Linked DNA regions of Homo sapiens: region 1 is linked to region 2. Evidence: chromatin contacts called from ENCODE Hi-C or POLR2A ChIA-PET data. All regions are on one chromosome and are shown on one strand. Each heading gives the region's core, a stretch centred on a gene start or an enhancer-like site at or near the end of the contact. The rest is flanking DNA. Distances are from core to core; before and after follow the strand shown.

What was found. A loop is a pair of places that touch in the nucleus more often than their neighbours do. ChIA-PET counts read pairs that join two places held with the same protein, here RNA polymerase II (POLR2A). Pooled maps may share reads with other maps.
Region 1: a pooled map shows a loop between it and region 2 (2.3-fold over the local background). The contact joins two enhancer-like sites. A Hi-C loop is called at or near these places in 4 of 50 pooled maps. POLR2A ChIA-PET finds 5 or more read pairs at or near these places in 2 of 52 experiments (AG04450 and activated T-cell).

What each region holds. Positions count from the first base shown.
Region 1 is chr21:35,024,946-35,029,278 of GRCh38, forward strand. The region is part of intron 2 of RUNX1 (RUNX family transcription factor 1); the gene reads right to left. Among named protein-coding and RNA genes, the nearest start is that of RUNX1-IT1, 12 kb to the right of the region's middle. RefSeq lists enhancers at 1,727-2,229, 1,883-2,027 and a cis regulatory region at 1,946-1,963. Within about 2 kb of position 1,911, at least 18 of the 41 ENCODE cell types and tissues checked have a DNase peak (open chromatin) inside an H3K27ac peak, as active enhancers do.
Region 2 is chr21:35,136,837-35,141,029 of GRCh38, forward strand. No RefSeq gene overlaps it. Among named protein-coding and RNA genes, the nearest start is that of RUNX1, 90 kb to the left of the region's middle. Within about 2 kb of position 1,960, at least 5 of the 41 ENCODE cell types and tissues checked have a DNase peak (open chromatin) inside an H3K27ac peak, as active enhancers do.

The sequences.
Region 1 (4,333 bases), core at 661-3,160, 110 kb before region 2:
GCTTGACAATACCTGTCTTGTTCAAAAATGAGGTGTGATTTAAAAGTAAGGAGGATTTACTTGTTTAGCCAATAAACTAACTCTGAAAGTCATTTCAAAAAAGCAGATCCGAAGATGTTTAAAGTAATAATGGTGCTGTTAGAATGGTGCTCCCTCTCCCTCCCAGGGGATGACTTTGAAGGACACTACAATAACAGATGTGTAAATTCTGAAATATATGGCTAAAATGAGGTTTATTATTTTCTAGTCACCACTTAGACATCTTTTAGTCATTTGTTTATGACAGTTTATAAATGAGAAAGAAGTCCATTTAAAATATCTCCATGAGGACCTCAAGGTAAATAATAGGAATCGATCATTCATCAATCTGGCCTGGCCCCGGCCCACTGAAGAAAGTTCCTTCTTGAGTGCATTCAAAGCTCTCATGGTCCAGCCCTGTTCAACCTGAGCAGCATCCTATCTGCTCCTCCCCCAGACGTTCCGATGCCCTGCACCAGATTCAAGAGAGAGCCAAGTTCCCCAACAGGCTATGCACGTGGCTATTAACACCCAGCACACGCTATCCCTGGCCAGCTCTCTCCTTCTTCCCTAAGAATTAAACATTCTTTGGCCTGAGTTTTCCTCCTTTATGTCACCATAAAGTTGAGTTATTCATTATTAGGGTCTATACATGAGTAGCCAAAATATACGGGTCTCTATATTTAGGTCAAGGGGCCTTCAGCAGGAGAACATGAATAATTAGGAGTGAGGCCATGAGACAGAGGAAGAAAAGCTCATAGGAATGGGAAGACAGCCTCTCAGATGAGAGGTGTGCGGAGTGATTGCTGTGAGGAATTGCTCAATAGGAAAGTTAGCCAACCTGAGGACGTTTCTAGGGGAGGAAAAGGGAAACTCATATGGTTCTCTGCTAATTCTTAAAAATAAGGTAGATTCTTACTCATCTAGGGTGCTTGCTCGTTATGAACACAGGAAGATTAAGGAATGAGTATGGACTGTTTCTACTCTATGTTTTCGGACAAGAAGAATAATAAAAAAGCACTGGGTAGCTGGAACAACTGCAGAGGCCCCAACAATGATGGAGACTTTCTGGTGCACCGTGGCACAGGGGTCTCTTCCAAAGGGACTCAATCAACCCCAACAGGCATCATCTTCTGTGACTCAAGATGTCCTTTTTAGGAGTGCTTGTACTTTTTAATGCTCAGAGAAGTTCGTATTACTGATTCGGGAACACTGAGTTTTTCAGCTCCTGTAAAACTATTTTCAGGTTTATTTTCAAGTACATTCTTTACCTCGGGGGGTCAAATCTTTTGGTTTCCAGTGAATATCGTGGTTATACCTGTGGTTACCCACTGACTTCTCATCTGCCTAGCTTATCTGATAACAGGCAAATGGGGAAAGAGGCTTTAATACCCCTCAAAAGGGGAAGATTGATAATTAGTTATTCACCGCATAGAATCAGGCCAGGTCAACTCTCTCCAAGAAGAAAAGCAATCTGGATATTGCACTTTGGGGTCCCTTTTCATTTTGGCATTACAGGCCTCATGAGGATGTAGTCTTTCTGTATTTCTTTCTTTCTTTTTAAATTGTTATTTATTTATTTATTTTAACCAGGTCAAAGCATTACATACTGCAGAAGAGAAAGCAACTTCAGCTTCTCTTAAACGGTGTCATTTTCATGACAGCTCGTAAATTTTGGCCTCCTATGGGTCCAGGATCTGCGCGCATCCGCCCGGGGACTTGTTGGTGGATCCATCCCTCATGGCGGAGCAGCAAGGGGATCCTTTAGAAAAAGCAATGGGCGAAGTAACTGAAAGAGCGACGCAGAAAGCAACAGCCAGAAACGGCGGGGACGCGAGCGGCCCAGACAGGAAGGGAGGCGGTGGCGCAGCTCTGGTGCGCAGCGCGCCGCAGCGACGGAACTTCTGCAAAAGCTGCCTGCCCGCGCGTTATCAGCGGCGCGCAGGCCTGTGGTTTTCTCGCTCTCGCAACCCTGCTTTAACTGCCGGTTTATTTTTCGACAAACAGGATGCCTCCATCTGAGGCTGTCAGCATCCCAGGCTCTTTGAAAGAAAAGAAGTAGAGCGGCCCCACCCTAGAGGCAAGGACGGGGTCTGTGTCAAGAGGCTTCCCAGAGAAGTGAAAACTCTGCAGGTGCAGCCGCTGGGAGAGCATCAAGAAGGGCAGGGTGGAGGGGCAGGGGGCGAAGGGAGGGGGTGAAGCCCGCACCCTACCCCCACATGAAACTGATTCCACTACCCCATCTCTGCAAGCGTCCAGAGGCAGAGAGGCCAACATTTCGGGGACAGCTTGGAGGCGGGAGATTTAGGCAGGGCTCCTTAAACTTTTATGTGCATGAAAATCAGGCCAATCACGGGGCTCTTGAGCAAATGGGGACGATGATTCAGCAGGTCTGGGCTGAGGCCTCAGATTCTGCACTTCTAACAAGTTCCCAGGTGGTAGTGATGCTGCCAGTCCAAAGACCACACTGTGAATAGCAAGGCGTCGTCGGGACAGTCTGCTTTAGAGTAAAACCTAATAGATGTGCAAATATTTAAACCAAGCTGTATTTATTCCTGAGGCCCTGGTTTAACTGGAGCCACCTTGCTAATGGAAAATGGAAAATGAAATTCCTTTAGGTTCCAAAGGGAAGGAAAGTTTGAAATGGTTAAGGTATTTAAAAAATCCTAGTTGGGAGTGGCCTTGGGGATTCGGGAGAGTTGAAGTTAGGTTCTGAGCCAAGAGATGGGGGAGGAAGGGTGGGATGTGGCAAATAAATATAAACACACACACACAAACCCCAGCCCAACCACAGGTTCTTTCCTATCAATGAAACATTTGCATCTTGCAGGTAGAACTCACACGTGTCCACATTTTTCAGAAGTTGAATGGTTTTGTGTAATGGTACAGAATTTGGAGCCCATATTTGAATATTCTAGATCCAATGTTATCTCAGACTGGCTTTAGGATCTTGTGGCCTACATTTAAAAATGCATGTTTCTGAGTCATGTTTAATTAGTAGTAGTATCTGAGAACTGAGAGACTAGACTAAGAAATCCATGGTATATGAATAAAATCTCCAGACAGCAGCTAGAACATAGAGGTCCCTCCAGAGGCAGTGCCAGTTGTCAGCTGTAAAAATAGGTTCTGCTCAGTTTTGCTTAGGCCTGAAGTTTCCTGAAGATTTCATTTAGACTTCATCAAAACCAGTCAAAGACTTCCTGTTACAGAAAGGTTCTTAAAGTATGGCTGGGACTACAGGGCTATTAAGATGCAGATTCTTGGGCCTCTCTGCCTCACTCATCATGGTTTCTCAGGGTGGGTGCCGGGAACCTGCATTTTAACAAACGCTTTGAGGATTCTTATGTACTGCCAAGTTTAGGAGTCCCTGGTCTGCAGGTTTAAGTTCAACCTTCTCACTGCAGCATTCAAAGACCTGGCTTCAATTTTGCTGTTCACAGGCGAGCCTCAGTGACTTCCTCACTGCCCTCTGAGCACTCCTGGAGCCACCTGGCTGCCTCATTCATTTCTTCTCCTCTGTCTTTCCCCAGCCCTGGAATAAAATGACTTCCATCTTCCTCTCCGAACTCTCTTCAGATCATGGCTTCCCACTCAGCAAGCAGTTACTTTCCTGGTCTGCCACTGCTGTGGTATTAATGATAGGCCACTCGATTCTCATTTTGTTGACTGAATATTTCTCATGCTTAGGCTTTGCCTCCCTGACCAGACAGTAAGTTCTCTGAAGCCATTTCATGCTATATAATCTTTATGTTCAAGACTACTTTCTAACGCAGTGTCATGTCCACATGGATCATTCAGTAAATTTACCGATGGCTTATCTATCACCAACATGTTTTACAGAGTGTTATTAAGCAGGGACACTCTCTATGGGTCTAGGATCAGAAGAAGCTGGGAAGAGAAATGGGGTAGTGGTGAGAGTGTCATGAGAATCTGGTTATACAGTCATCAAAGACACAGAGGAAGTGGGAAAAAGGGAGTGTAGACCCCTAGCTCATCTGTCTGCAGTGTGAATTGGAGAGGGGTTCCTTTTTGTTTAATATAGTTAATTTTCCACTTGAAATCAAGGTCACCAAACCTATGAGCCAAACGATGGATGCTTGCCCTTCACACTCACTGCCTAGTGATGGAGCTCTTGGTGGCCTCTCTCCACCATCTCTGCTCCACCATCTCTTCCACTCTGGCTGGCTTCCCTTCTTCCTTTCTGCCTGATGGGTTGTCAACTCAAATGCCCAACTCCAAGCTCAAGTTAAAGGAAATTTCAAGTGTATTACATATAATGAAGCAGACTGAAAGAACAGTAGTATACTAGTAAGTT
Region 2 (4,193 bases), core at 710-3,209:
AGCCTGTGGGAAGGTGAGAGAGATATCCCTTCTCATTCCAAGCCTCTACCGGGAGGAAAGGTTGCTCCCAGAGTTGGGGTTGTGGAGCTGTTTATCAGGGTTGGGTCAGATGGAAAAACAGAGGACTGTATGTAACCTAAGGTGAAGTAAAGAATCTAAATATGCTCAGAGAAAGGCCTGGCCTTTTGCTCTCAGCTTCTGGGAAGTGATCTGTGCCTTTGGAATGTCATGTCTGATAGGAGTGGCTTTGTTTGCCTGCAGGCCTTGGACCAGCCAGATAGTGACAAGGTGATTTTGGGTGGGGCCTTGGGTCACATCAACAAGCCTTAGTGAAGATGGGGGCTTTAGGTCATGTGGTCTCAGCTTGGTCTGAGGGGCTGGGAACTGAGCCCAGTTACCTGGGCAGCCAGCCATGCCTAGGTGGTGATAAGACCCCAGCGGAGCCCCTGGATGCAAAGGCTCGGGTGGGTTTCCCTGCGTGGTGTGTTGTTGCACAGCATGCTGGAAAAGTGATGCTGTTGTTATTCACAGGGAGAGGACGATGGAAGCCCTGCCTTTGGTACTCTCTGGGTTCCGCTCTATGTGCTTCTTTCCTTAGCTGATGTTAGCTGCATTCTTCCCGGTAATAAACTGCAATCACCAGTGAATAGCTTTAGTGAGTCCTGTGCTCCTTCTAGTGACTTATTGACACTGAGTGTGTTTTTGAGAGCCCCCTGAACTTGAAATTGATGTCAGAAGTGAAGGTGGTTTTGTAGACACTGTGGCTCTAACTTTGCAGTTGGATAGAGGTGGCAGGAGTTCACCTGTATTTTTTTTTCCCCTAAAGTAGGGTCTAATTCACCCCCATCAAGAGGTGTATTCTAGAATTTGCACACGGACCCCTTTCTTTCTCATTTCTGTGCTTTTTAACAGAACCACTAACTCTTATACCCTCTCGGCCATACATTATCCACTCACATTATTTTCATTTGAATCACATACTCACGTTAGTAATTCCTTCTTACTTGTAGCTGATGAAGTTTGTTTGTTTATTTATTTATTTATTTATTTATTTATTTTAGGTTCTATTAACATTGACATACCAGGCCCCCAATACATGTGAGTTCTCATCTCTATTAGTTTTCTGGAGCTGCCATAACAAAGTACCACAAATTGGGTGACTTAAAATAACAGAAATTTATTGTCTCACAGTTCTGGAGGCTAGAAGTCAGAAATCAAGGTGTCGGAGGGCCATGCTCCCTCTGAAAACTGTAAAAGAGGCTTCTTCCTCATCTCTCTCATAGCTTCTGGTGGTTGCCAGTAGCAGTACTGGGCACTCCTTGACTTGTAGATGTATTATTCGAATTCTCTGTCTGCACATGGCCCTCTCCCTGTCTGCACAAGGCATTTTGTTTTTTTAAATAAGGACAACTATCACATTGGATTAGAGACCCACCTTACTCCAATGTGACTTCATCTTAACTCATTACACCTGCAATGGCCCTATTTCCAAATAAGGATACTTTCCATGAAACTGGGGGTTAGGACTTCTATACACATACACAGATGTGTGTGTGTGTGTGTGTGTGTGTGTGTGTGTATAGGAGGACATAATTGAGCCCATAACCCCATCCATTTCCCCTCATGAAAGATAAAGCTAAGTATGTGAGCTCCTGCGCCTCAGTTCCTTCCTCTGTGAAATGGGAAAGATTATATCACCACTTCCCATCCTGGGAAAGGATGAGAAGAGATACAGCCTCTACATGCACAGCACTGGGCACACAGTGCAGAAATAAGAGCTCATTGTCTCTGGGAGGACTGTTTCTAAGTAGGGTGTTTTCTAATGCATTTAAGTTCATTAAAAGCCAAGGTGTGCAACGACACTCCCCTCACCTGTGCTTTCTCGTCCTTCTGCCACCAGGTGCCAGGGGAGCCAAGAAGAGCAAAACCAAGGAGGCATTGTTTCCTCCAGAGCCTCATTCATCAACTCGCTCTGAACAGTTAGCACGCTCAGACAGTCATCTTCTGCACCTTGCCTTTCCCTGTGTCTTGACTGAGGGCTTATCTGAGAGCCTTTTGTTCAGGCTCATAATTATTCAGTGACTCAGGAGCCCACAAGCATTACCCACGGAGCCAGACAAGACCAGCAAGCTCTGAGGACCACCTGTTCCAAGTCATTTCCTGTGTGGGCGGCAACTTCACAGGGCTGAAAATACGAGTTACGGTAAAAATGTCTTCAACCCTGGCGCGCTGGATTGTTGAAACTCGATGGAATCTTGCTTGATTATGTTCAGGCCAGACACATTTCATTATCATTCTTTGCATATATATTAAAAACTCTAACCCCTTTACAAACAAATGTTCTCAAGGGGCAGACAGCACACCCTTGCCTCATGACATTGCTCTAATAGAGAAAACACCCCAGTGTTTCACCCATTAGGTCAGATCCACGAACACAGAGTGCAGTTGGGAAGGATGTGGGCAGTAATGAAGGTGGTGCTTTTTGCTCCTGTGGGTGCTATGGACAGGTGAGGGTTCAAGGATATTAACAACAAATTTTAAGCCATACCTTACACTACATTGGAGCTTAATCAAATTCTCTGTTCACAGTATGCCTAAATTGGCCAATGGAACGGAAAAAAAAAAAAAAAGCAACCCACCCCCAAGAGTTATTTATGTCATGTAGACAAAACCTGGGTTCGTTGACTGATTATTTCCACTCTCTAGTGATGGTCGTTGCATTTTCACTCTGAGTTGAATTGCTGCATTTTTCCATAAATATATCTGCTCCTCTGGAAGAAGCTTTGTTGCTTAGCCTTATTGCCCTTCACGTCTGCCTTTCTGACCTCATAGACTGTCAAGTTCTTAGTTGGTGACTAAAGTATAAAAGTAATTTCTTTCTCTCTTTTTTAAAATTATTAAAGCCACACATGCTCACTACAGAAAAGTTAGAATGTAGATATGTGTGAAGAAAAGAAAAATTAGCCATTAGGCCCACAATCTAGGGAAAACTCATTTTGGGCATTTGGATGGCTTTAATATGCATTCACTATTAAATGATGAATATGATATTATACATAGTATACTAATATATTATGATGATGGATCAGTGCTGATGTGTTTTAACATAAATGTATATGTTAGTAATGCTGCTGTTTTATCTTAACAGTTTTTCAAACTTGCATTGTTTTGCCCTTCAGCTAAAAGGGTAGGGAATTTGCTAGGGATATAAATTCATTAATCATAAAAATTATGTCATAACAGCCTGCACAGAAATCACAATAGGATGCAGGACATAGATTAGACTAGAGTTGAGATTCTTGCCCCAACCACAACTGTTCAGGCTTTGAAAAGAAAACAAATCTTTTTTTTTTTTTTTTTTTTTGAAATGGAGTCTCACTCTGTCACCCAGGCTGGAGTGCAGTGGTGCGATCTCGGCTCACTGCAAACTCCGCCTACCAGGTTCACGCCATTCTCCTGCCTCAGCCTCCCAAGTAGCTGGGACTACAGCGCCCACCACCACACCCAACTAATTTTTTTGTATTTTTTAGTAGAGATGGGGTTTCACCATATTAGCCAGGATGGTTTTGATCTCCTGACCTCATGATCTGCCTGCCTTGGCCTCCCAAAGTGCTGGGATTCCAGGCGTGAGCCACCGCGCCAGGCAGAAAACAAATCATTTTTAAGCACTGATTCTAAGTCAGCATTGCCCGGTTAAGCTCTTACATTTTCACCAGAAATCAACCCCCGAGACTTAGCAAGTTTGAGTGACCTGTTCCCAGTGGTGCTGTTCTGACGTGTCTGATGTCAGATCAGAAGCTCAGGCCTTCCAACCCAACGCATAAACTTTCTTTTGGTATAAGTATGTTCTTTGTATTGCTTATACTAAAATAATTATTTGTTGTTCATCTGAAATTCAAAGTGCATGGAGGTCCTGTATGTTATCTGGAATCTCAGTGGAATGAACTAGGGGTTTTATAATCAGCATTTGTCCCTACTGCTGAGGCTGTGGCATGTGAGCTGTTAAGTATTTTGACCGTATCCTTCTGCAAACACTGGACCATTTTGTCTTTCATGCAGCCGACTTATTTATGATCAAGGAGAACGGTATAGGGAAATAGACCCAAGTTCATATTACAGGAAGATTGTGTGACGTTACAGAAAGAAACATAACCACCTGGTTAAAACCTTAGCTGTGTGATCTTGTACTAGTT